Regions from separate parts of the Mus musculus genome. Here all the other regions are linked to region 3. Evidence: chromatin loops called from intact Hi-C (ENCODE). Cell type or tissue: heart. All regions are shown on one strand.

What was found. A loop is a pair of places that touch in the nucleus more often than their neighbours do. Peaks named below come from ENCODE experiments on the same cell type or tissue, not always from the same donor. Only the 100,000 strongest peaks of a DNase experiment are listed, where the experiment ranks them.
Region 1: it touches region 3 in a loop (2.4-fold over the local background); 8 of 42 quality-filtered maps call a loop at or near these places.
Region 2: a loop joins it to region 3, with 2.0 times the contacts of the local background. A loop is called at or near these places in 7 of 42 quality-filtered maps.
Region 4: a loop joins it to region 3, with 2.1 times the contacts of the local background. A loop is called at or near these places in 14 of 42 quality-filtered maps.
Region 5: it touches region 3 in a loop (2.9-fold over the local background); 8 of 42 quality-filtered maps call a loop at or near these places.
Region 6: a loop joins it to region 3, with 2.1 times the contacts of the local background. A loop is called at or near these places in 4 of 42 quality-filtered maps.

The regions. Positions count from the first base shown.
Region 1 is chr16:44,630,725-44,634,724 of GRCm38, forward strand. Gm46571 (a long non-coding RNA gene) reads left to right here. Exons shown (of 2, transcript XR_001782022.2): 1 at 1-2,365; 2 at 3,940-4,000. Among named protein-coding and RNA genes, the nearest start is that of Gm46571, 3.5 kb to the left of the region's middle. In heart, no CTCF peak of the experiment used is centred here; DNase peaks (open chromatin) are centred at 1,827 and 2,297; H3K27ac peaks cover 2,477 bases.
Region 2 is chr16:44,505,832-44,509,831 of GRCm38, forward strand. The region is part of intron 3 of Boc (biregional cell adhesion molecule-related/down-regulated by oncogenes (Cdon) binding protein); the gene reads right to left. Among named protein-coding and RNA genes, the nearest start is that of Gm30064, 23 kb to the right of the region's middle. In heart, no CTCF peak of the experiment used is centred here; no DNase peak of the experiment used is centred here; H3K27ac peaks cover 348 bases.
Region 3 is chr16:44,556,105-44,560,104 of GRCm38, forward strand. It overlaps Boc (biregional cell adhesion molecule-related/down-regulated by oncogenes (Cdon) binding protein), which reads right to left and starts at 2,766. Exons shown (of 19, transcript NM_172506.2): 1 at 2,334-2,766. It overlaps Mir3081 (microRNA 3081), which reads right to left and starts at 2,025; the gene lies at 1,942-2,025. In heart, a CTCF peak has its summit at 1,873; DNase peaks (open chromatin) are centred at 2,067, 2,227 and 2,727; H3K4me3 peaks cover 2,514 bases; H3K27ac peaks cover 1,940 bases.
Region 4 is chr16:44,478,607-44,482,606 of GRCm38, forward strand. It overlaps Cfap44 (cilia and flagella associated protein 44), which reads left to right. Exons shown (of 35, transcript NM_001033247.1): 33 at 299-459; 34 at 1,234-1,368; 35 at 2,635-3,822. The coding sequence ends at 2,826. Among named protein-coding and RNA genes, the nearest start is that of Gm30064, 50 kb to the right of the region's middle. In heart, a CTCF peak has its summit at 2,073 (motif pointing right); no DNase peak of the experiment used is centred here; H3K4me3 peaks cover 533 bases.
Region 5 is chr16:44,641,830-44,645,829 of GRCm38, forward strand. No RefSeq gene overlaps it. Among named protein-coding and RNA genes, the nearest start is that of Gm46571, 15 kb to the left of the region's middle. In heart, a CTCF peak has its summit at 2,301 (motif pointing left); no DNase peak of the experiment used is centred here; H3K27ac peaks cover 208 bases.
Region 6 is chr16:44,617,575-44,621,574 of GRCm38, forward strand. It overlaps Gm30252 (a long non-coding RNA gene), which reads left to right. Exons shown (of 3, transcript XR_384865.2): 2 at 2,270-2,472. Among named protein-coding and RNA genes, the nearest start is that of Gm30252, 3.3 kb to the left of the region's middle. In heart, no CTCF peak of the experiment used is centred here; a DNase peak (open chromatin) is centred at 2,137.

The DNA of each region.
Region 1 (4,000 bases), 75 kb after region 3:
CGTGGGAAGGCGGTTCCACCCAGCAATGATGGTGACCAGCTGCTTTTTGACGTCCCTAAGGACAGAACAAAAGGGAGCAAAATTAGATTGTGGCAAAAAAAAAAAAAAAAAAAAACAACAACAACAAAAAAGGGAGAATAAGTAGTCATAAAAGTGAGTTGCCACGGCTAAACTCTATTGAGAGAGATGTGACGGGATACAAGGCTGTAAAGCTGTTAGCCCCATTTTATAGAGCAATGAATGGCAATTTGGAGAAGTGAAGAAACTTGCCTGACGTCACACATCTGGGACGGGACTGAACCAGCTCTGGCTGACTCTACAGTAATGTATAGCTGACTCACAGGACAAAGAGATGAAAAGCAAGTTATGGGGGTGGGGAGTCGAGCTACGCAGTGCTCCTGGTTAAGATGAGCCATGTGTAGAATTCGGGGAAAGCAGTCATGTGAAGCTTAGATGTTTGAGATTGGGGATTATATGTTCCTTTGTGCTAGGAGGGCGAAGACCACTCTAACTCTCAGCCCGAAAGATGGGTTGAGTGGGCACAGTTCTCTCCAGGAACCCAGGAGATTGGCTGTATGTGTGGTGGTCTCTGTTGTTGGTTGTTGTGGGCAGCACTTCAAAAGGAAGACTCCAGTCACAGCAAAGTGAAGGTGTGGGAGTTTGGGGATGGCTGAGCCTCAGGAAGAACAACTCAATGACTCTTAGTGCACTGTCTCCTACTACACAGTCATCCCTATTTGAAGAGCAGTCAAGGTATTTCCAGGCAGTTCTTTAATGAACCACCAAAGTGGCCAGACTTCTGGTGAGGAGCCAGTGGTGGCTGGATTGTTGTCTGTACTCGGTTTGGATGGGGCCCACATGGAGGGCAAATGACATATACCTGTACTATATACTGCACACTCCCTCTGCCAGGGATTGTTTAAGCAAACTACCTTAGTTCAATCAGTCCATACAACAACCCTATGCAGTCAGCATCATTGCTGTCCTCAGATAGGCAAGGAAGCTCATGAAGTCAGCTCTTCCCCATGGCTAGGACGAGGAGAAGTGGGACTGTGGAGCCCCAGACAGTCTGAGCACAGCGGCTGCATTCTTAGCCACCAGGACTTAGCCTGACACGCTTAGAACTCTATAGCTCTGGAGTCACTGGCTCAAATGACATAGCTTCTTGCTGCTGGGTTTATAAGAATGTCTAGCCATTGTAAACAGTGTTCCAGTTTGGGGATTTTTATAATCATTCTTTCCTCATCTCCATCCTTAAGTGGGCTAGAGGGAAGAGTAAGAAGCAGTCACTCTTGACTCAGACTTTGGGTACTCACCCCAGACTGCTCAGTTAACGGCTTAGATGGTATCTAAGGGCCTGCTGGGTTCCTCTATGATAAATCCTACAAGTAGTGGTGAAAGGAGAGGTGGCCATACACCACTTTCAGACCTTAAGCCAAGTGTTTTTTGTGTTTTGTTTGTTTGTTTGTTTCTACCACTTGCCTCATTCTCACAGGCCTAACAGTCCTTTGAGGCGGCTGTTATCTGCACAGTTGTACTAATGAGGGAGGTTGTGTAACTTGTCTGATGTCAGGCTGGCATTATACAAAGGGGCTGTGACCTGAACCCTACCTAGGAAGACGACGCTCAGTCTGAACACACCACACAGCATTCAATGCTCAGCACAACACTAAAACCAGGCAGGCTTAGAAGGGAACTCAGGCCGGGCTCAGCTCTGCAGTTGTCCTAGCAGGAAAGGGAGGGGGCCTTGGGGTTCAGCCTTCGGTGTACAGCACTATAACCGGACTAGACCAGCACCATCATTCCTAGGTTCTGCTCTGCCAGAAGCCTGGGGCCACGACAGGATGCTACATTCAAACCTTGGCAATCTCTTCCTTCTTAATTTAGGCTTCCTCCCAGGAGGGGATCCTGAGGCAGGAACATGAGAAAGGGAAAGGAAAAATAATAAGAGATAAGTGAGAAAAAAAAGAGAATATTTATAGGGCTTGTTAACATCTAATGGGAACCAGCTGCCTGGTTGGGGGTGGGAGATTTTTGTTTGTTTGTTTGCAGGAGATTTTTTTTTAAGGACTTTTCATGTATATGTCTGGGATGAAAAGATAGGGAGAGAAGAATATACGTGTGTCCTGGAGCCCTGCTGGAGGCTGGGGGAGGATATTGGGCATGAGATTTCTGCTCTCCCGCCAGCCTTGCTCCACCCCCACCTCCTGCCTTCATTTCAAACTGGAGCTGATTCAAACCTGCTGCTCTTGGAAAGAGGCCATCAGAACAGGCTCCAACAGAAAGCTGATCCGTGAGGGGCTATGAGTGTGAGGGAGTGGGGCAATCACAAAGAACGAGAAAATGAGACAAGGGAATGGAAAAGGTGAATAAACAGGGGCTGATGAGGGAGGGAAGGAAGGAGGGAGGGAGAGCGGGAGATGGAAAGATGAAAATGTTGGCCAAGTGGAGAGCAGGGAGTGGTTGAGAGCCTGGTGCTGGAACAAATTCAGGGCTGATCCTTCAGGGGTGGGGGGTGGGGGGGGGTAGGGTGCTTTCTCTCCCACAGGTCCACTGGGCTGCAGTGAAGATGTGAGTGCACGAGATTTTCCAGGACCCTTTCCCATAAGTCTGTGCTTTCTTCATTTTCAAGGTCTCCGGGCCAAAAGCTCCATCCAAGAATTGTGTAAAGAACACTAAAGTCAGGATGAGGTTCAAAAGTGGAAAAAGTATGATGATTAGGGCTGGAAGCAGGGGCAGACATTTAGAAAGTCAAAAGGCAAAAACAAGGTGATTTCTGAAGGCAGAATTGTCCTGGGGTTAAAGCCCTCGGATGCTGGGTCCCAGCTGGCATTTCTAGTATTCGGCCTAGGAACTTGGGTGAGTTGGAGGGAGCACACCTGTGAAACGGAGTCAAGCTCCTTACACGACTAAAAGCCTTGTTATCCGTTTGGAAGGGAGGGAGGAAGAGGGAGAGGAAGAGAGAGAGAGAGAGAGAGAGAGAGAGAGAGAGAGAGAGAGAGAGAGAGAGAGAGAGAGAGAGAGAGAGAGAGAGCACCAGCTGGCTTGCCCATCTTTCTGCTCAGTAAAGTCAGTAAAGTCAGCTGAGCTAAGTTAAGGATGTGACTCTGTCCTCCCGCTTGTCCCCTTGGGCTTTGGTTTCCAGGAACACCTCATTGTTGAGACGATTTTCGTTTAAATAAACCATCATTTACTTTAGAGCACGGTCCTTCTAGTAAAAATCTGCAACCCTGTCTCCTACCAAGCTACAGGAAAGTGCCCAATAAGCAATGCCACTTTTGTTGAAAGAGGACATTGCAGAAGAAAAATAGTTTTCTTCAGCCTTCATAGGTTCTTTTAAAAATGTTTGTTAAATTAAAAGGGAATTTTATGTGTATAAGTATTTTTTTTTTACCTTAACTACTATCTGGAAGCTTCACTGTCCATTAAGACTGGTGTGTGTGAGAAACATTGAGGATTTGAATGTGGACTTGGATAATTAGTTGCTTTTCTCCTAATAGCCCAGGGAATATCCACTAATGCATGTAGCATATAGTTTCTACTACCCTGCTTTAAGCTCTGGGCAGACCGTGCTATCAGCCTCTGTCCTGGTTTCCTGTGATTGCAGATGAAACACAGACACATACACACACACACACACACACACTTTTTAGCTCAATGGATGGGCATTTCTAAGCCTCTCATGGCTAACATGCCCTTACCTTCACTCCCAGCTCAATACCTCTAATTCTGCCCTCACTTTAGTTGCTCAGTTACCTTTAGTCCTAGCTCAACATCTCTAAATCTTCCCTCAGCTTAGTTGTGTTTCTAAATCTCCTGCTTGCTACCCCAGGCCCAGTTGAGGAAGTGGCCAGTGGCCACTCCACCTGAGATCTCACATGGTGGCTCTTTCTCCCTCTGAAGCATGGTGATTTTCTTTCCTTCTCTTGCATCTATTAGCCTGCCTGCAGGAAGCTGGAAGTCCCACCTCATCTACCCAGCCATTGGCAGCTAGCATCTT
Region 2 (4,000 bases), 50 kb before region 3:
TGAGAAGTAACTGCCCAAAATAAACTAGAGTCATCACAGGGGAACCTGGTTATCAAGTCACCAGGCAAGGTCAAGTAAATTTTCTACTTAATGGAACTTTCTAGAAGTTATAAGTCAGGCCATGGTAGAGAAGAAAGCCTACTGCTTTTTATGAAAAGATCATTGTCGCTTTCATTTCAGTATTAAACTTACTAAGGACAGGGCCAAGACTTGTTTATATGTGTCCTCTAGGCCTAACTTGGGTCTTGACAGTAGATGTTCAATGACTTAATATCATGGAATCTAAGTTTCACAAGTTGGATGCCCATTTACATGGCTATGAACCCAAATTCTCTCAAAATGTTTGGTTCATGTTGTGAGCTCAAGTGTAGGACCCTAACACAAATGTTCCATAAACATTTAACTAAAGTGTGACCAAGGGCAGTTATTTTGGAAAAAGAATGTCTGGTGACTGGGAGGCATCCGATCCCCTTGAAACTGGAGTTACAGACAGTTGTGCGATGTTTTGCAGGTTATGAGGGTTCTGGGAATTGAACCTGGGTCCTCTGGAAGAACAGCCATCACTCTTAAATGCTGAGCCATCTTAAATCCTTAGCAACATGTAAACAAAGGATCCTACATTTTCATTTTGCGCTGGGGCCTGTAAATTATGTAGCCCTGATCTAGCCGAGCCTCTAGGTTAGGACCATGAATGAGCTTCACTCTGAGAGGAAGAAGATGAACTATAAGAAAGGGAATGCCTGGGCCCATGTTCCAGCTGAACACAGGCAGTGCCACTCCTTTAAAAAATATTTCACCGAAACCATGCAAAGGTGCTGATCCCCCTTCAGGGTAGGGCGCCTTGTACCTGCCAAGGGAGGAAGCTCGCCACAAAGTGAGCTATGAGCAAATGCACTTCAGAAGCATCTGGAAAATTCCTCAGGCACTGGGAACCATTTTCCTCCATGCTCTAATAAATCTAAAGCTACCCCACCAAGAGCTGTCCCCTCCCACCCCATCCCCACCACCCACATCTTCTTTCTTTACATCATTCCAAGAAAAACTGCCCCAAGCAACAATATACTTAAATCCAGCAGATCATTTTGAAGAAAGATGTGAACAACCGAAAGGAGCTTGGCACCAGAAAGCCAACTCCATCATAATGTCCCCAGGCTTCTGCCTCCACTACAGGAAGGCTCATCCGGATGTGAAGTATGTGCTCCATCCACCAAGCATCCCCCACCTCACCACCAAGTACTAGAACACTGGGTCCTCCTTACACCCCTCTTGGCTCTCAATACACCCTCTGACAACCGCTAGAGCACAAACAGAAGGCTGAGCATTCAGGCAGGCATGAAGCTGGGCACTGGTCAGCCATGCAACCCAACTCTCCCTTTGTTCTGATGCCAACATGTGCACAACAGCCCGTGTGGGCAGGACCCTGGACACCCCATCTGGGTGCCCCACTCCTCACAAGGGCTGACTGGCAGGCAAGGCTTCTTGGCTTCAAAACAAATAAGCGGCAGTTTGGTCTTTGCTGCTGTCCCCTCCTTGTGCCTCCTAAGCTTAGGTCTTAGCTGCCATTTCTATTCCTCTCAGTTTGGCGGCTGCGGTAAGAATTCACTAAGGGATCAAAGGTGGAGTAATGAAGTGATGAAATCAGCGCCCCCTCCCCCTTCCTTGTGTTTCTGGCCAGGAAGGAGGCCAGAGATGGAAGAGACTCCGTGATCAATAACACAACAGTCTATTAGCAGCAGGCAGATGCAGAGGCATGCCCCATACGAAGGGGAGCAAGTAGCCTGTTCTGCAGAGAAGTTTCCTGACTTCCAACAATGCCTCACTGGAAATAAGGGGCAGGCCTTCAGTTACAAATGGGGTTAGCAGGCCTCTGTTGGCGGAAGGGTGGCTCAAGTTTCATGGGAAATGACTTGATAGGACACACACCTGTCCTTGCCTGTTGTCTGTGTGCTTGAGAAATGTGTTGCAGGAATGTTTTTTCAGCTTTAATCTCTTAACTTCCCTCGCCTACTTCTTCTGTATTCTCTCTCTGCTCATTCTTCCAGCTACTTCATTACATTGCCCATTAGATCTATTCATTTCTCAGGTCTCCCTAGGTCAATAGCCCTGGTCCTTGAGGTCACATCTGAGGTTACTAACACACCTTACTGTCACAGTACTTTCTGAGAAAGCCCATCACATTTTGAGCTCTATGCAGAGTCTTGCCCAGTCGCTTCTCCTGAAAAGCCCAGATTCCAAAGGGAAGCTGCATATTCCAACTGTGTTAGTCCTGTAAGATGCCTAGATGCACTGTCTATAGACATTTCTCCAAATGCTCACTGTGTGCTGCGTTCTATTCTTCCTCTTTCCACTTAAAGGGAACGTCAGGCCCCAATTCTCTTGGCCACAGGAAAGTCAGACAACATGTGAGAGATATTTACAAGCACTTCCTGCCCGGTGAGGTGAGTGTGTGAAACCACATAAGGGCACATTTGATCTTGAGTCCATTTGAACTTTTCAACCACTTTCTAGTCCTCTTCATTCTGCCCTTAATAAGAAGCTCGTAATAATATATAGAACAAACCAAGTGGTGGTAGCAGATGCCTTTAATCCCAGAAGTCAGGAGGCAGAGGCAGGCAGGTCTATGTGAGTTCAAGATCTAGCCTTGTCTACAGAGCAAACTCCAGGACAGCCAGGCCTATACAGAGAAACTCTGTCTCACAAAACCAAGATAACAACAACAACAATAATAAAAGTTAGAATTATGAATTAAATTATAATACTTGGAGGAATATGCCTATGTACCCTCAATACAAACTGTCAAATCCTAACTGAAGACTTACCTCTTCCCGAAAACTTACTCTAACACGTCCAGTTACAGAGTATCTATGTCTCAGCTCCAAGTTTCTTGTATAACCCAAACCTCCACTTTTCAAAGTGTTTTTCCCTCAGCCTTCTCCCAGGTGGTAAAGCAATGAAAGCTCTTTCTGTTCAGGCAGGGAAGACGGCAACTTTGCTGGATGCTGTGGGAGTCCCCAGCCACCCCCTCTCCATGCAGGCGTTCATCGCACACAGTCTGGTCCCGTGCTCCCCCTATGTTCTCAGAGATCAGGGGACAAGCCTACACTTATCTGCTGAGGTTTGGCTGGGATCCGTCAGATCGTGGGCACTGCATGGGGCTCACTTGGCAAAGCTACTGGGCTGCTGAGCAGTTCTAGAGCCACGGGCAAATTTCTGGGCTTACTGTTGTCAATTCTATTCCTCAATTCTCATGGCCTCCGAGCCTCAACTTGCCCCTGTGACGGCTTGTTGTGTCTACGACGCTGAGGTCGCAGAGCTTGGGAAGAGCCTGTGCTGATGGCGGCACTCTTCAGTGACGCAATGACCCTGTGGTCTTTTTCTGTATCTCAATCACTTTGGAGAACGGCCCCTAGACAAGGAATTAGAGATACTGAGTGCCTTCTCTGGATGAATCCCTGTTCACAGCTTCATAGAAGGACTTAGGTGTAACACCGCAGAAGGCAGAGGGGCCGTGGCATTGCTTCTGTAAGTGGCCTCGGGCAGTATTGGGCTTTCCTGAGCCCTAAACTGTTCTACCGATGGACAGGGGGGTTGCACACCTCACCAGATCCTTTGGTTGTCTAAGACACACCCAATGGCTTAGCTTCACCCTTGAGTTATCCTTGAATAAAAGTACCTTGCAAATGGAAAACCACAAAGTCACCTGCTAAGGACAGGGGACCAAGTAAAGCGACAGCTGATGGTGCTCATGAGCTCAGGGAACCTGGCACCTGGAGAGTAACTGGGGTTATGGCTTGGGCAGGCCTCTCAGAAGCTGAGCATCCGAGGAATGACTAAGCGCTTGCCAGTGGGTAGCCAGGGCACACAGACCACTAAAGCCAAACAGCACTGTAACTCACCAGGCTGGCCTAACCCAGTGTTTCCTAAGGCGGACATTTAGCACAGTTCCATCCTTTAAGCCTCATGGATGCCTTTACTCAGACATTCTGGTATGCAGAAAATG
Region 3 (4,000 bases):
AAACCTTGGGCCCATTTGGAGGATGGAAAGGGACATAAATTACAGTCTTTATCATGAATTGGACAATCATTTGGCAGCAAAGCAGGGTCCTCTAGATTCTTCCTCTCCAGCTGTGGCCAAGGAACTTGCCCATCCTGGACTCTGTCAACTTTCACTTCCAACTGCCCATGATTTGGCCTCTTCTCCTGAGTGAAAGTCCCTTGCAATGTCGTGTTTCTGAGATATCATAAAAGAGTGACAAAGGGCCAGTGTCTGAGACCTCAGTCCTTGGATTGCATAGGTACAGGCAGCCTCATCCTGAAGGAACAAATCCCGAGTCTCCACAGGAGCTGGCCGTGGCAGCCAATAGACATGGGGACTATAACTTATTTTATTTTTTGCCTCTGCATAAATTCACTCTGAAAAGTCATCTAGCTGGGAAGTCATAACTCTACTGCTGTTTCCACCCCGATTCTGTCCCGCTGACCCCAGAGTACTTCAAGATTGCCATGGGAACCTCCTGGGTCTCAATTATTAGACCATTAAGAAGGGCCAATTATAAGACCTCAGAGAGCTCCTGGGAAACCTGTTCCACACCTCAAAGTGGCCAACCTCTTGCCTCAGAGTCACTTTAAGTAAAGCTCAGAAAACAGGACATCCAGATGTATGGACACCCAAGCCCTTCATGTTGATCTAACAAGACCTTTTTAATGGTTTCCACGCTATTCTGGAGAAGACTTATGGCCAAGGCAAAAGATGCAAAAAGAAAAAGAAAGGAAGGAGAGAGGAAGGGAAGGAGGGAATGGAAGAGGGGAAGGAGGGAGAGAGGGAAGAAGGAGGGAAAGAAGATCATGGGGCGAGGTTACTTAGATTTAGAAGCCAGTGGTAGAATAAATCAGAAGTGTTTACAATATTCAAGAATCCATGATGCTACATTCATTAAGCGATCTGTGCTTTCAAAATTCTGGACAACAAAGAGCTAGGTGACAAACGTGCTGGTCCAGGACATTTCAGGCACATGGCCTGAAGCAGAAGCACGCTTTTCCAGTCATCCGGTAAGAGGTAACTCCAGTTCACACACTTGCTGCCATGGAGCTTGCTGGGAAAGAATAAGGGAGCACACGGCACCTCACCACACCCAGAAAGTGCCTGTTTGGGATTGCTGGTATGTGGTTTGGGTATTCTTAGACGAAACTGCCACATCCCTAGAGGACAACTCTTGTTTCAAGGGACTGAGCATGGGTCACCCCATCTCCAAAAGTCAACAGAGCCACCTCCAGGTTGACCAGTCTCTCAACCCCTGAGTTCTTTTCCACCAGGAAAACCGACAGACCCTTCGTAATCCCCGCAGAAAGTTCATTTTGCCTTTCCCTTTCTTCCACAGCCTTCTCTACCACTTGACCCACAAAATCACTTCTCAACCTTCTCATAGTTAATAGAAACAAAACCCCAGTGGGACACCACACACACACACACACACACACACACACACACACACACACACACACACACCTCTTGCTGATGCTTTACTCTCACAGACACCTCTGGATGCCAATTAATTCAGTGCCTCCCATCCACCGGTCCAGCCAAGAAGATTTTTTAAGAGCTGTTTAGCTTTTGGTCTCCCTTGGTCCCTGACTTAGGATTTTCCTTTTAAAACCTCGCTGATAACTTCTCCCCTTAAAGAAGCAAATCGGTGTCGAGTGTGGGCTTGTTCCCACCGCTTGGCTGTGCAACCAGGGCACCCTGTCAGCCCTTCGGGGTGAGTTTGGGAAGATGTCTGAATCTTCCTACCACCGGAGCAGCTTCCGGGAACCGCGGGAGCTAACCGAGCCAGACCGGGCAAGAGAGGGAAGCCCGGCGGCCCTCGGCTGGGCGGAGGAGCACAAGCAGTGGCGGCTCCGGGAACTTCGTGCGGCGTCAGGCCCTGACTCTAGTCGGATCCAGTCAAGCGCTGGGATTCCGGGCAAGAGCCCAGCTCAGAGATCGGAGCGCAAGCCCGAGTCCAGCTCACCGCTCCAAGCTCCAGTCTGAGCCCCAGCCCAGCGCTCGAGCTCCAACCCAGAGATCCAAACTCCGTCTGAACCCCAACAGAACACCCTGAGCCCCAAAGTGAGCCTCCAGCTTGAAACCCAGTCAAGCACTAGGGGCCCCAACCCCGGTCCTAGCCTAGCTGCCGGAGCCCCAGGCGGAGCCCCAGCCCAGCGCTTGGAGCCCGCGCCCTGCAGCACGTCTCCCGGGAGCCCTCGGCATCCCAGGACGGGCGGCCGCCTCCCACACGCCTCCTATCCCCAAACCAACAAATAAACACAACTTTTTATGAAAAGAAAACAAACTTCAGCGACATGACTCACCTCGCCTGCAGCCGGAGCCTGGGAAGAGGGGGCCGGGACTCCGGGTCCCGCGTGGTGAAGCGGAGAAGGGCCACACGGCCCCCGCGCACACCGACACACACACGCACAGCGCGGTGACACAAGAGGACACACACCACGGCAGAGTGGCCGCAGCCGGAGCAACAAAAGAGCCCAGGACCCAGAAGTTGCGGCCGGAGGAGGAAGGGCTTGTGTGGCCGCGGCGGGTACGAGGTGCGAGAGTGTGAGAATGCGGCCGGCCGGAGCTGACACCAGCGAGACCCAGCTCAGGGTCCCCACTGCAGGAAGCCAGAGCCGTGGTGGCAGCGGCGGCAGCAGGCGGGCAAGGCAGAGGACGCCGCGCCCAGCGCACCCAATCCCTCCATATGGAAGACGCTTTTTTGGATGACTGAACTTGCAAACAATTCCTTCTTTTGCTTCTCCTGCCTAGGAGCCTCCCATTACCGCTCGAAGAGGGGAGGGGAGCCGAGGAGGCGGGGAGGAGGGGGAGGAGCAAAAGGGAGCAAAGCAAAAAAGTCTTGAAAAGGAAACTGGAGTGGGGGGGGGGGGGAGGGACCACAAGTCCCCCCCAATTTTAGAACAATTTTTCCCTTAACGCCTACTTTCTTTGCACTGCGTTAAATTCCCTCAGTCCTTCCAAATTATTTTCTTTGACCACACCAAAAGTGCCTTTCTCCCACGCGCGGGGGTGCCGGTCCACCCTGCTTAGCTTCACCTTGGACCCTTCCCTTGGCCAGCACTACCCCTCCTTCCCGTGCTGGCACCCACTTCTCAATTTCTCTATCATTCTGAACAAACAAACAAACCTACCAGATAATGCAATAAAAACAAAGTTACAATTAATAAAAGCAGGGCAATCCCCCAACCACCATCACCTAAATAAATAAATAAACAAACAAACAAATGTAAGGCAGGGCAAGGGCAATTAGGAAAATGATAAGAAACCTCATCATGGCAAAGCCATAAAACAGCCTTCCCAGACACTTGGCTGGCAGGGAAGGGTTTGCCAGGTCTTTGGCTTGACCTCCCCTTTCAGCATCCTAGGAAAGGGGTGGGGGGTGATGTCACGGAGAGTTAGTCCGTTACCTCCGTGTTGGTTGGAGAGAAAACATGCACACAGTAATTTTCAAACCCATTGTCGGGAACTTCTTTGGACAAATTGTTACAACGTAGATGGATGGGCTCCACCTCCAACTTCTGATTCAGCAAGTCTGTGCTAAGAAAGGATTTCTTTAGTTTTCAGGTGATCTGAAACTGTTAGTTCGGGTACACATTTAAAAACAAACAAACAACAACGGCAACAAAAACGCACTTTCACACACAAGCCCAATACTAAATTAAGTTGGCAACGCTAGATTTTCTAAAAATGCACCAGACTCTGTGAGAGTTTCTTATCCCTTATATTTTAGGAGTTAAGCCATTTGTCAAAGCCTTGTTCCAAGGTGGAGAGGAGGTGGCCCTTGGAGTGGGTCAGCCAGGGAAGAGCACGGTGAAGAGAGGTGCTGTCTTCCCTGAATGGCAGAACTGTGGCCTTGGGACTCAGAAAGTCACCATGTGACAGAAAAGAAATCACTTAAAAATTTTTTTTAGGTCACGGTTTTATTTTCTGTTGCTTTTGGTTGTCCTCAGCACATGATTCCAATTGAAGC
Region 4 (4,000 bases), 77 kb before region 3:
AAATCAGATAACTTAATACTTTAGTTGGAGACAGCTGGTAATTGAGGCGGGAAGACGATCAGAGGTTGCAAGCCACTTAGGGGAATGCGTGTCCATTTTACACAAGGTTTTAAAATGAAAAAGGCTGTCTGTGAACCAGCATCTTCAGTAAGTGAAGCAGCAGGCAAGCATCCTCAGGGGGAACAACAGAAAAATCGTATTGTACTTGCAAAAGCGGCCCTTTGGCCCTTCTAGCGACGGCTTTGTTCGTTTGGCTCGGAGCTGTTGCGGAGACTGAGGCCGTGACTGTCTTTTTCAGAAATGGAAGAAACTGTCCGGGAGCTGATGATCAGCAAGTTTGGCCGCGTGATCGATCTGGAAGCCCTCCAGACCCTTTCTGTTAACACAACCCTTGAAGAACTGAAGATCAAAAAGCTTCGGAAGGAGCTATCCAACGCAAAGGAGCTAAGGATGTGGGAGGTAAGGGGGAGGGACGAGGCCATCGGAGGAGGAGTTATAAAGTCCTGGTGGGGCTTCTGCGCAGCACCCAGGGGCCTGTCTCGCTCCTTTACTAGGGAGACTTGTCTGTCTTGAAGAGCCAAGCAATGCATTAAAGTATGTATGCCCATGGTATTGGACATGAAACCTTTGTTCCCCGAGAATCCCCGTTGCTCTGCTTAATAGCTTTGGCCTCCTATTCCAGTTTGGAAATTAGAAAACACATTTAGGGCTTGGGGGGTTGAGGCTCAGTGATGACAGCAGTTGCTTAGCTCCTGCAAGGTCCCGGGTTCAATCTCCAGCACCATTAATAAATTACGCCTATGTAGTTCTGTGTATGTGCATACATCGTGACAGTGCATCCGCGAAGGTCAGAGGACAGCTTACAGGAGTTGGTTGTCAACTTCTACCAAGTGGGTCCTGACAATGGAATTCAAGCCATTAGGCACGGCAGCAAGCATTTTTTTTTCTTTAATCAAACCAGACTCAATACAATAGTTTCCATTTACATTTTCATACTGGCTTCAGATTATATTTTCACGTACCCACAGTGTTCCCTTTGCATGATTGGCTATAAATTTAATTTCCTTTCTCTAGCTTTAAGTATTGAACCCAAAACCTAATGTATGTTTGGAAAGCACTCTTCCTTTGAGCTATGTCCCTGTAGATTTGACCGAACGGGATGCTCATTTTTCTCTATTTCCTCTCCAAATTCACTTAGTCCATTTTTTTTTCCCTGCCTTCTCTCCTCGGTAGGAGAAGATCGCTCAAGTGCGCTGGGACCTGATGATGAAGACGAAGGAACACACCAAAAAGCTTCACCAGATGAACGACCTGTGCCTCGAGAAGAAGAAACTTGATTCCAGGTTGAACACTCTCCAGAACCAGCAGGTAAGTGCTTTCCTTCCAGCCCTCCGCAGAACCCAAAGCCCGGCAACGCACTGGTGCTTCAACAGACCTGGAGCGTGGACCACTGCCAGGCCATCTGCCCCTGGATGCTGACTACTGGGCACTCGAGAGCGGCTTCCAGAGGGGACTAGCTTCATCAAATGCCTCTTGTGCGCCACGAACGCATATGAATACTCACCAATGCACTTTACCTCAGTCTTGGAGAGTAAGGTAGCAAGCACAAATAAAGACGCCAGTGCACTCCCTGAATCTGGCTGGTGTCAGGGTCCACTTTCAATATGTTTATTTTTACTTGACAGGAAGTGGGCATCTTGAATGCTTGCTAGATTCTTTTTTTCTGAGGGTTTCAACTTGTCACTATGGAATCCATATTGAGCCTATGAATGTACTTACTACAGAGTATGTGATGGGTTCCAACACTTATTTAGTGCATGGTCACCAAAGTGAGTCTTGTCCTCTAGTAGTTCAGCATCTTCTATAGTGTCTGGGGAAAAAAATCAGTCATCTTTCTTAGTCCTCCTGCCCTGCCATTTATAGTTTCTTTAAGAATCCTGGAAGTAATTTAAACCAAGTGTTTTCAAATTATGGTCCCCTGAGGAACTATACCTGCATCAGCTGGGAACTTATTCATAATCAGCTGGGAACTTATTCGCAATGTAAAATGAGAGTCCAGGCAGAGAAAACCATGGGCCACAAGGTGGCACACAGGAGCGGACTTTTTTTTTTTTTTTTTAAACTGTAAGTGAAGTTTATACAGTCTAATTTGTAAGCCTGCCAAAAATCACAGGCTTTCAGCTAGGAATGAGGAAAGACTATGCCCCAAGGTCACGTGTTCACCGACTTTATGCGTAGCTCATGGATATCTTAACGTTTGTACTTGAAATCTCCATAAAAGGGATGGTGCCTTGACGAAGGCAACCTTCAGAGCAGATCAGAGCAGATTTCAATTGTGCTGGACTCCTTGACTCTTAGCTGGTGAGAAGTTTCAGCTAGACCCCAGTGTGAAGGGCTCCTCTCCTATCTTAGGTCCCCCTACCTTGTCTTTGCACCGTACCTGGGACCCAGTGATGAGCCTCCAAGTGGAGAAGGATGGATAGATCGTTTAAACTACTTCCAAAGCAAGGTTGAATTTGAAAAGTTGTTCAAAGGCACGTGTTTTAAGCGTGAGGCTTTAGCGGATGTGTAAAAAGTAATATGCTGGAAGAGAGGAGGTCTGTTTGTCTTTTAATTTTATTTTTCCCCAAATAGGGAAACGCCTTCCAGGGCCTTCGGAAAGCCGATATAGTGGCAAAGCAGAAGGTCACCGAACTGGTCCAAACCCAGTTAGAGAAGATCACGGCCTTAAAAGAAGAGATTGAGCTTTTGCGGAAGAAGGGGGGGCTCCTCCTCCCGCCTATCACCCCCAAGCCAAAGAACGAGATGAAGCCCATGGACACTTAAGGTTGCCGTCGTCTCATTTCCACCAAGAGGCCCAGTGGACTTCACCGATCTACTTCCCCGTCACCCACAACAATCCTCTCGCTTTAAAGTGAACCGTAGTGTGAACTTAAAAAAAGGGGTCCTGCCCCGTGACTTAATATTTCCCCAGGTTAGAAATCACCGGGACGCTGACCTGTACTGTACTTGTGACTGTGCTGAGGAGACCAGTTAGACGTTTTCACCCTAGGTTGGATATGAAGAAGGCCGAGTCCCGTGGTTGCAAGAGAGCAAGCTGTTAGATGTGTTTTCAGAAGAGTAATCTGTTTCTCTGGTATTCCGAATATGTAGCCATTGGCAAGAAAAACTATTATTCAGCAACCCATGAGGAAACGTCCTTTTCTTAGTCCTTGGATCTTTAGAAAATAAACTGTTTGTGTTAAACAGTCTGTGAAAGGACATAAGAGAAAAGGCAAACCATCCTGCCAATAAGAACTTAGAATACGAAACGCAAACGCAAGCGTTGCTATTGTTGACTTCACAAAGCTCGGGACTGAGGAAATGCAGACAGACGCGGGGAAACAGCTCGCGTTGGGCTGGCAGAGGCGACTCCCTGATTTACCCAGTTTCTGAAAACTCCTCAATTCCGAGGCTCACGTTTTCCAAAACAACTCAGTCAGGGAAGCTTTGCTCTAGCGGCTCTCGGCGGCTCCAGCAGAATTCTACCTTCTGTCAGGCTTCACCTGAGTCTTTCCTGGTTCCGATCCAGACAAGGGAAGAAAATAGATTTTCATCTCTCCTAGGTTCTAACTCTTACAGTCAGTCGCTTTTGACTGTGGGTGACATTTTAAACTCAAGAGTGCAGTCTCCAGCTCAGGGAAGGGTTTATTGAAATTCATGGCTGCACCCCTCACAGCTTGATCTCCCTGACACTCGGTGTCGTGTCCCTCCAGCGGTGACACTTTGATTTCCCAGGTGAATTGTTACCAGAAGCCCCTGCTATGGCAGAGGGCTGTGCTGAAGAGTCCTTACTGAGTTTCTGTACTGCACATCTGAGAACACAATCGCCAGCGATGTACAGACAGGTCTGCGCCCTTCCACACAGAGTGTCAGAGTGTATTGAACAAGGCACATCAGGTTTATTGGCTGTGATTTATGGAGTAGCCTCATTTCCCCCCACAGCTGGCTATTGGTATTT
Region 5 (4,000 bases), 86 kb after region 3:
TAAAGTAATAAATCAATAAGTCTTTAAAAATATTTTTGAAGATAGATACTATATAAAGTTATATTTTTAAAAGAAATTCAAGAGAATTAAAACAAACAATCAGCCTGATGCTTATCTATGTTTCTGGTCATGGGAAGACTTTAGGAGAAGTAATGTTGGGGAACCAGAAAGACCATGCAGATAGATGCAGCTGCTGATAGAACATGTTGGGTGGCAGACCCATACTTCACAAACTTACACTGTTTTGCTCTGTCAATAGATCTAAGGAGAAAAGGCATGCAAGCATCATCAGAGATATTAAAAAGTAATCCCCATTTATTCAACAAATGCTACATACAATCGACAAACTCACTGGAAACCAAGGGACTAGCTGCAATCGCTGCATTTCTTTCTACCGCTTTGGTTCTGGCCAACACATTTAAAGAAAGAAAGAGTTTAGAGGTTGTATTAGTCAGTGAAGGCTAAGAAAGAAAAAAAAAGCCCTAAACAGAGCAACATCATCAATAGCTATATAAGTGCAGGCTGCATAAAATAATAACTCCAGACAAAGTGCTTTCATCAACAACTGTGTATTACCTCACAGTCTTATAGTCTTGGAGCCTTAGGTCTAGTAGGGTTGATAAGTCCTCTTATTGGTTCTTAGATATTGCCTTCCCATGATGTATGAATCTCTTCTTATAAGGGTGCTAATCCTATCGGATCTGCCCCTTTGGCTTCATTTAACCTTAATTACTTTCTTAGAGACACAGTTACACTGGGGATTAGGGATTCACCATGAATTTTGATGGGGTACAAACGTTCGGTCAATAACAGATATACAAAATGGAGAGAAATTTATATTTAGAAAAAATCTTATTAGAATATTTAAATTTATATGAGAACTAATGACAAATTGAAAGGTGTCAAAATAAAAATGAAACACAATGAAAATCATTAAAGATGTAGGGAGTGTGAAACCACAGCATCACAACACAACATCAGTAGCATCAGAATAAGAAACACATCCAGGAGTAAATCTAAATTCAAATTTTAAAAAATCATTATTATTGAGTCACATGATGACTAACCTGGTCTCATTTTTCAAGGTTCTGTCCTTCTAGGATTCCTTACTCCTTTCCTTTCCCAAAATCTCTCAATACTGAACAGAAGTTTATATACCTAATTTAAAAACCAAAAACTACTCGTGGTTGTTATTTCATGATATGAAAGACTGAATCATTTATATAATTCTAAAAATCAGGTATGAACTACTTTTTCAATTATCTAACTTCATCCTTAAATAAGTATACACATTCATTAGATTTAATACAGTAAACACTTTCTGGTTTAGCCCCACAGATAGCTGACGAATAGAAAGAAGTGTGGGCAATCTGTAGGTTGCAGAGTGAGGAGTTTTTCATATCATGGCTTTGGAAACTGATTTTCTTGGCATATGAGCTTCAGGTCAAATTGTCCTGTTACCCCAGGCTTCCAAATTATTCTGTGAAAATTAAAACTTTGAATATTTTTCTTTGCAATCTATGGGTTTTCTTGTCAATGGAAGGAATTAACAAAGGTTTGGTGTATTCCTTTAGAAACAGTTTTCCTTCAACACAGGAGTGTTCAGATTGCTCTATCTTTGCTAAAATGAGAGGTTGAGTTCCACTCATTAAGCAATGCCAAGAGCTTATATTATAAGCATAGTTTATTTCACCTAGCTGGCCTTCCTTTCACCACACGCCTAATTTGTGGAACTATACATAATTTTCCTGCACATATACATATAATACATAGAACTATGTGTGGTATAGGACTATGCTTACAATTTTTTTCAACCCAAAATGGCAAACTTAAAGAGCTTCCAATTTTAGAGAACAAAACACAATAGGCAGCTTAGTTTCTTTAAAAAAAAAAAAAAAAGTGTAGCTGGTCCTTGGTGATTCAGGCCTGTTTCCTTGCTGCATGGGACACTAAGGCAGGAGGATCACAAGTTCAAGGCCAGCTTCAACTACTTTATAAAGTCAAGGCTGTCCTGGGTAACCTTAGTGAGAACCTTTCTCAGCATAAGGGAGTTCTGTGCATACAGAACTCGACTGTAGAACTGGGGGAGAGGGAGTGGGAGTGGGGATGGGGCATTTGTTTCTGTCTATAGCATCCTGGTTTTAAAAACCTCTATCCACAGAACAAGAATAGAACAAAGTTAAGTTTACGTTGAGACTTGACTGAGTTTTGTAGGCTGCCATCTCTACAATCTGCCTTAGGAACTAATCCAAGTTTGATGTTTTGGGAGACCTAATTACCTCTATTGCCACCTACTGGTACACTTATCCATGTCTGCATGAATTCAGCTAATAGTTTTCTTGCCTCTAAGGAAACAAAGCTTCAATAAGAAGAGAAATGAGCTGCCAAAGAGGCTTCGCCTATGTGGCTGCGTCTGCTTAGTTTCCACATGGGGCGACTAGTCAGGAGGGGAAACTCTGAGGGGCCAGACCCTGTCCCTTAGTGAGTCCCTAGCATAGAAGTAAAAGCTGCAGCTTGCTGTGTAGACCCCACAGGGTTCTCTGAACAGTCTCCTGGTTAACAGGTTATCTCCTGGAGCTCATTTAAATATGGATTATCCCCCACCCCCAGTGTAGCAAAAAACTAGTTTTTAAAAACACTGAACAATTTTGAGTGTTGATTTTTTTTTCAAGTCAAACATTTTTTTAAATTTATTTTTGTTGCAGTATTGCTAAGTTCTGTTTTTCTAGGAATTTTCCCATTGATAACGAATTTGCAAATTAACAAGTGTGCAGTAATGTCTTTATAATCTTTTTTAAAATAGGAATTTACTTTAAAAATGTTTAATAGTTTATTTATTTTTATTTCATGTGCATTGGCATTTTGCCTGCATGTATAAGTATGTCTGTGTGAGGGTGTCAGACCTGGAGTTACACACAGTTGTGGGCTGCCTTGAGGGTTCTGAGAACCAAGCACAGGTCCTTTGGGAAAGAAGCCAGTGGTCTCCAACCCCAGGTTCCTTTTTGTGTGCTAAATTCTGAAATGTAATAGCTCTTTCTTTAATCGAAGCACTTTGATATTTGTAGTTGTTTCTTTGTTTTTCTTTTGTAGAACATGATTTTAATATTTCAACTGTTGATATTCAACAAACAGAATAGTTATTTTAAGATATATTTCATTGTTATGTCTCCCTCTTCATTTCTGATTTATTAATTTGGATACTGTCTCTGTGCCCGCTAGTTAGTCTGGCTAAGGGTTTATCTATCTTGTTGATTTTCTCAAAGAACCAGCTCCTGGTTTTGTTGAATCTTTGTATGGTTCTTTTTGTTTCTATTTGGTTTGATTATTTCTTGCCGTCTACTCCTCTTGGGTGCATTTGCTTCTTTTTGTTCTAGAGCTTTCAGGTGTGCTGTCACACTGGTAGTGTAAGCTCTCTTCAGTTTCTTTTTGGAGGCACTTAGAGCTGTGAGTTTTCCTCCTACCACTGCTTTCAGTGTCCCATAAGTTTTGGTATGATGTGTCTTCATTTTCATTAAATTCTAAGACGCCTTTAATTTCTTTATTTCTTCCTTGACCAAGTCATCACTGAGTAGAGCATTGTTCCGCTTCCATGTATATGTGTGCTTTCCATTGTTTTTGTTGGTATTTAAGACCAGCTTTAGTCTGTGGTGATCTGATAAGGTGCATGAGATTATTTCAATCTTCTTGTATCTGTTGAGGCCTGTTTTGTGACCAATTATATGTTAATTTTGGAGAAGTTACTGTGAGGTGCTGAGAAGAAGGTATATTCTTTTGCTTTTGGATGAAATGTTCTATAAATATCTGTTAGATCCATTTGGCTCATACTTATGTTAGTTTCACTCTGTCTCTGTTTAGTTTCTGTTTCCATGATCTGTCCATTGCTGAGAGTGGGGTGCTGAAGTCTCCCACAATTATTGTGTGGGGTGCAATGTGTGCTTTGGGCTTTAGTAAAGTTTCTTTTATGAATGTTGGTGCCCTTGCATTTGGAGGATATATGTTC
Region 6 (4,000 bases), 61 kb after region 3:
GGTCTGCAGTTAGGAACTACTTTCATGTGTACGCAAATGGCAGGTGATGCTAAAATAGTTTTGACTCATATTCTGAGGGTTGATGATGTTAAAGTGACACTGAAAGGGAAAGAGGGTAGGTAAGAAATTCTGAAGAATAAAAGAAAGAGTGAGGGAAAGAGATGTGGGAAAGCCATCCGTACGGTAGGACATTAAAAACTGGGATAGCCTATTAAATGTGGCCAAGAAGAAGTGAGGAGAATAAATTCGTGATACTTTCTGCCCAGGAGAGACAGGAGCTTCAGACACAGTAAAGAAAAACTAAGACTGAGGGGAAACTCTAAAGATACTTAAAACAAAATGAAAAGTACTCTGTAAATTCCCTGCCTCAGCTCACCTCCTCTTTTATTTCCTGTGAGATGAGGGGCTCTTTGTTTGTTTGTTTGTTTGTTTGTTTGTTTTTGAGACAGGATCTCATGTAGCCCAGGGTGGCCTCAAACTTGCTATGTAGCCACAGATATCTGTGACCGCCTGATCTTCCTGCCTCTAGCCCCAAATGCTTGGGATTACAGGCATGTGTCACGATGCCTACTGAGACGAGTGGGTTTCTGTTTTGTTTTGTTTCTTTTGCTTATGTTTATCAGTTTAAGTGGGGTGGAGCAGAACACGTACACACACGCTTGTTGAGGTCAGGGGACAAGTTGCAAGGGTCAGATGGTTGTTTTCCTTCTGCCACGCGTGTTCCAAGGATTGAATTCATGTTATTAGACTTTGCTGTAGACCCCTTAACCTCCTGAGCCATCTCACAGGCCCAAGACTTCTTTTTAAAAGTGATACTTTAAAAAAATAAGTAGGCATGTGTGTGTGTGTGTGTGTGTGTGTGTGTGTATGTGTGTATGTGTGTGTATCCTGAGAAGCCTGAAGAGAGTGTCAGATTCCTGTGGAGCTAGAGTTATAGGTGGTTGTGAGCCACCAGATATGAGTACTGAGAACTAAACATGGCTCTGTTGGAAAACGAAGGAATGCTTGTAACCACTGAGCCACCCCTCCCCCACCTCAGGGATAAGTTTTAACGTTAATGATGCACCACGGATCTGAGAGCTAAGAGCTACTGTCGGAGTTAGTGTGGAGCCAGGCACTTCTATTCTACGAGGCAATCCGTCTTTGGAAATCCATAGTTTGCAATTGGTGGGTCTTACTCTCTAGGTTTCCTATCTTGGGGACTTTTGCATATGCAAGATGGACCCCAGCCAGAAGAATGATGATGAGGGTCAGAGTATTGAGCCGGCATCTGGGCAGGACCATTTCTAAAATCTCTTCCAACTCTGGGCTTTTGTATATGAACTGTTCTAAGCCATGTGCAGGTACTTAAAAGAAGAAAATTGGTCAGTAGGTCAGGGGGTTAGTAGATGAATACGCACTATGCACATGTGCTCTAAATATCTATCTATCTATCTATCTATCTATCTATCTATCTATCTATCTATCTATCTATCTATCTATCTGGTTTTTTAAGACAGAGTTTCTCTGTGTAGCCCTGGGTGTCCTGGAACTTGTTCTGTAGAGCAAGTGGGTTTTGAACTCATAGATCCACTGTCATCTGAGTACTGGGATTAAAGGCATACACCACCACTACCCCACTTATATGCTCTCTTTCAAAAAGACATTGCTGGAAGAGCACATAAGGCCCCATCTTGCAGAGTAGTTATAGATTGACTAAAACTTTCTGACATGTCCAACTATTTGGAATGTAAGGATTTTAAAAAAAAAAATACACTTACAATTTAAGTTACATCCATAAAAAACTAAGGATAAAATTCACCAATTCGCCCATAATCCTACCGCTTTGATGGATATATCTCCAAATATTTACATATACTTTCATATACTTTGAACACACACACACACACACACACACACACACATGCTCAGAAGAGCATGTGATTTCATGATTTCCTAAGGAACTAGTCTCTGACAGCATTACAGTTTTGGCATATGCAGGTTTAAGAACTTTATGAAAAAACACAAACAGCAGCAAAAAGATCTGTACTTTCTAAGGTTTCAAGAAAGAACACCTGGGAAAGAGATCAGCCCCTGCCGGCTGGCTTCCTTGTGGGTGCATATCTGCTAATGCACTTGAGTCTTGTGAGAAGGTTTCTGCAGACTGAACCTTTAACTTTTCTTCAGCTGTGTGGGGACCAGTGTGTGTGTGTGTGTGTGTGGGGGGGGGGTGTTCTCACTTCCTACATAAGGAAGAAACTTGTGAAGGCCTGCCTGTACTTTGTCACAGATGGAAGAAAATGGGCATAGCAGGTGTCTTCCTTTAGGCATCTTGTTGAGATGTTGGAATGAAGAATTTGGGGAAAAGGAAGCACACAGCAGCTGTTTCTGAATGTTCAGGCAACAGTCATGCATTGGCGCATATGATACACTTCAAGAAAGGGCGAAAATAGCTCCCACCTACAATCTACAGTTGTGGTACCCACTATCTACGTGAGTAAAGTTTTTCTCAACTGATTTGAAATTTACAACTTTGTTCAACTCCTCTCCTAGAACTGTATAGTCTATGGTTGAAACAGGACAACTGGTTTGTTTACCTGGATGGAAGGTTGGGGACACACAGTCTTTTCATGGGGCAGAAAGTACTTACCACCTGGCGAGACAGATTGATACAGTTAGAGGATATCTTCCAGGTCCTCAGAAACCTAATGAGCACATGACCCTCTGCTCAGAATAAACGCCCCAAAAGGAACTATAAGGAGCACGTGACTACTCCTAAAGTATGGAGAAGATTTTTTTTTGTAGATATAAGAGAGAAAGCAGGCAGAGGGAAGAGTCCAGGCTGAACATGGCTGGTAGACTAAACTGGGCTGTGAGAGGAGTGAAGGGGAGGGAGAGCAAGAGGAGCCTCTGACCATGAAAGGCAGCCAGGCCAAGAGACCTGGGTACCCAAAATGGCTGAGTTAATAGGGATCAGTCCCTGGGTGGGAGAGGTCTAGGGGAGGGGTGAGAAGTGCTGAGAGAAGCCACAGGTACTTAGTGAGACCTGTCCTAGATTTGAGTCCTAACAACGTTCCATCTTCTGAAAGGCCCTATGTTCCCTAACTCCAACCTCTGTGCACTCTCTCCTACCACACCCCATCACTGGCTACTTTCCAGCCACAGAGGCTGCCTTGAGGCACCTCCCACACACAGCCCAGTCCTTCCTCTGGCCTTACTGTTCTCTTTATCTTAGATGCTTTTCTCCTTGACAGTTGCACAATATCCTCAGATTCTATCTTAGCTCTGCTCAAAGGTCTCATCACTAATCCTGAGATGTTCTCTAGCAGTCTTCCGTACTTACCAAGCTTTCTTCTTTCTCATTCTCTTCCTTTCTTTCTCTCCTCTATCTCCCTTTTATCTCCATTATTCTCACCACGCCCCGGCTATACCTAACTAGCTTATCATTTTGTTATAATGATAAGACATTTTATAATTAATCTTATCTATTTAGTATCATCTTTCTCTGACAGTCAAATGTAGCTATCCTGAGAGTAGAGATTCTGTTTTCTTCCCTACTATACTTCTGGCATCTTTCACAGATATCTGCCATGGAGGAGATGGGTTGGACACTAGTCAAGCAAATGAGTGGCCGTTCTTTTCCTGCTGGGAATCGCCTTTGTCTTTCAGTCTGTGACTAGCAGCCATTTCTCTCGTGACTGTAGTCTCTTCGTTTGAGCAAAAGAAAATCCTAAAGTAGAGGCTTTAGTAATTTGTCTTTATAACTATAATTGCAGGTAGAAAATGGCCTCAAATATTTGAATCTCTACTTGAGGTTGTCAGAGACATGTAACTAAGACTTTTTCTAGGCATAAATTTATCTTTATTCGGGCTACTGATAAACTCTTCTGAGTCTTCATATGAGCCCCTTCTTTTCTCTACCCAAATCAGAAGTAGATGGTACTCCCTTAAAACAAGCAAGGCTAGTTGCCTCTCACCTGTATGAGCAACCAGTGCCTGAAATGTTAAATGACTGTGTAGG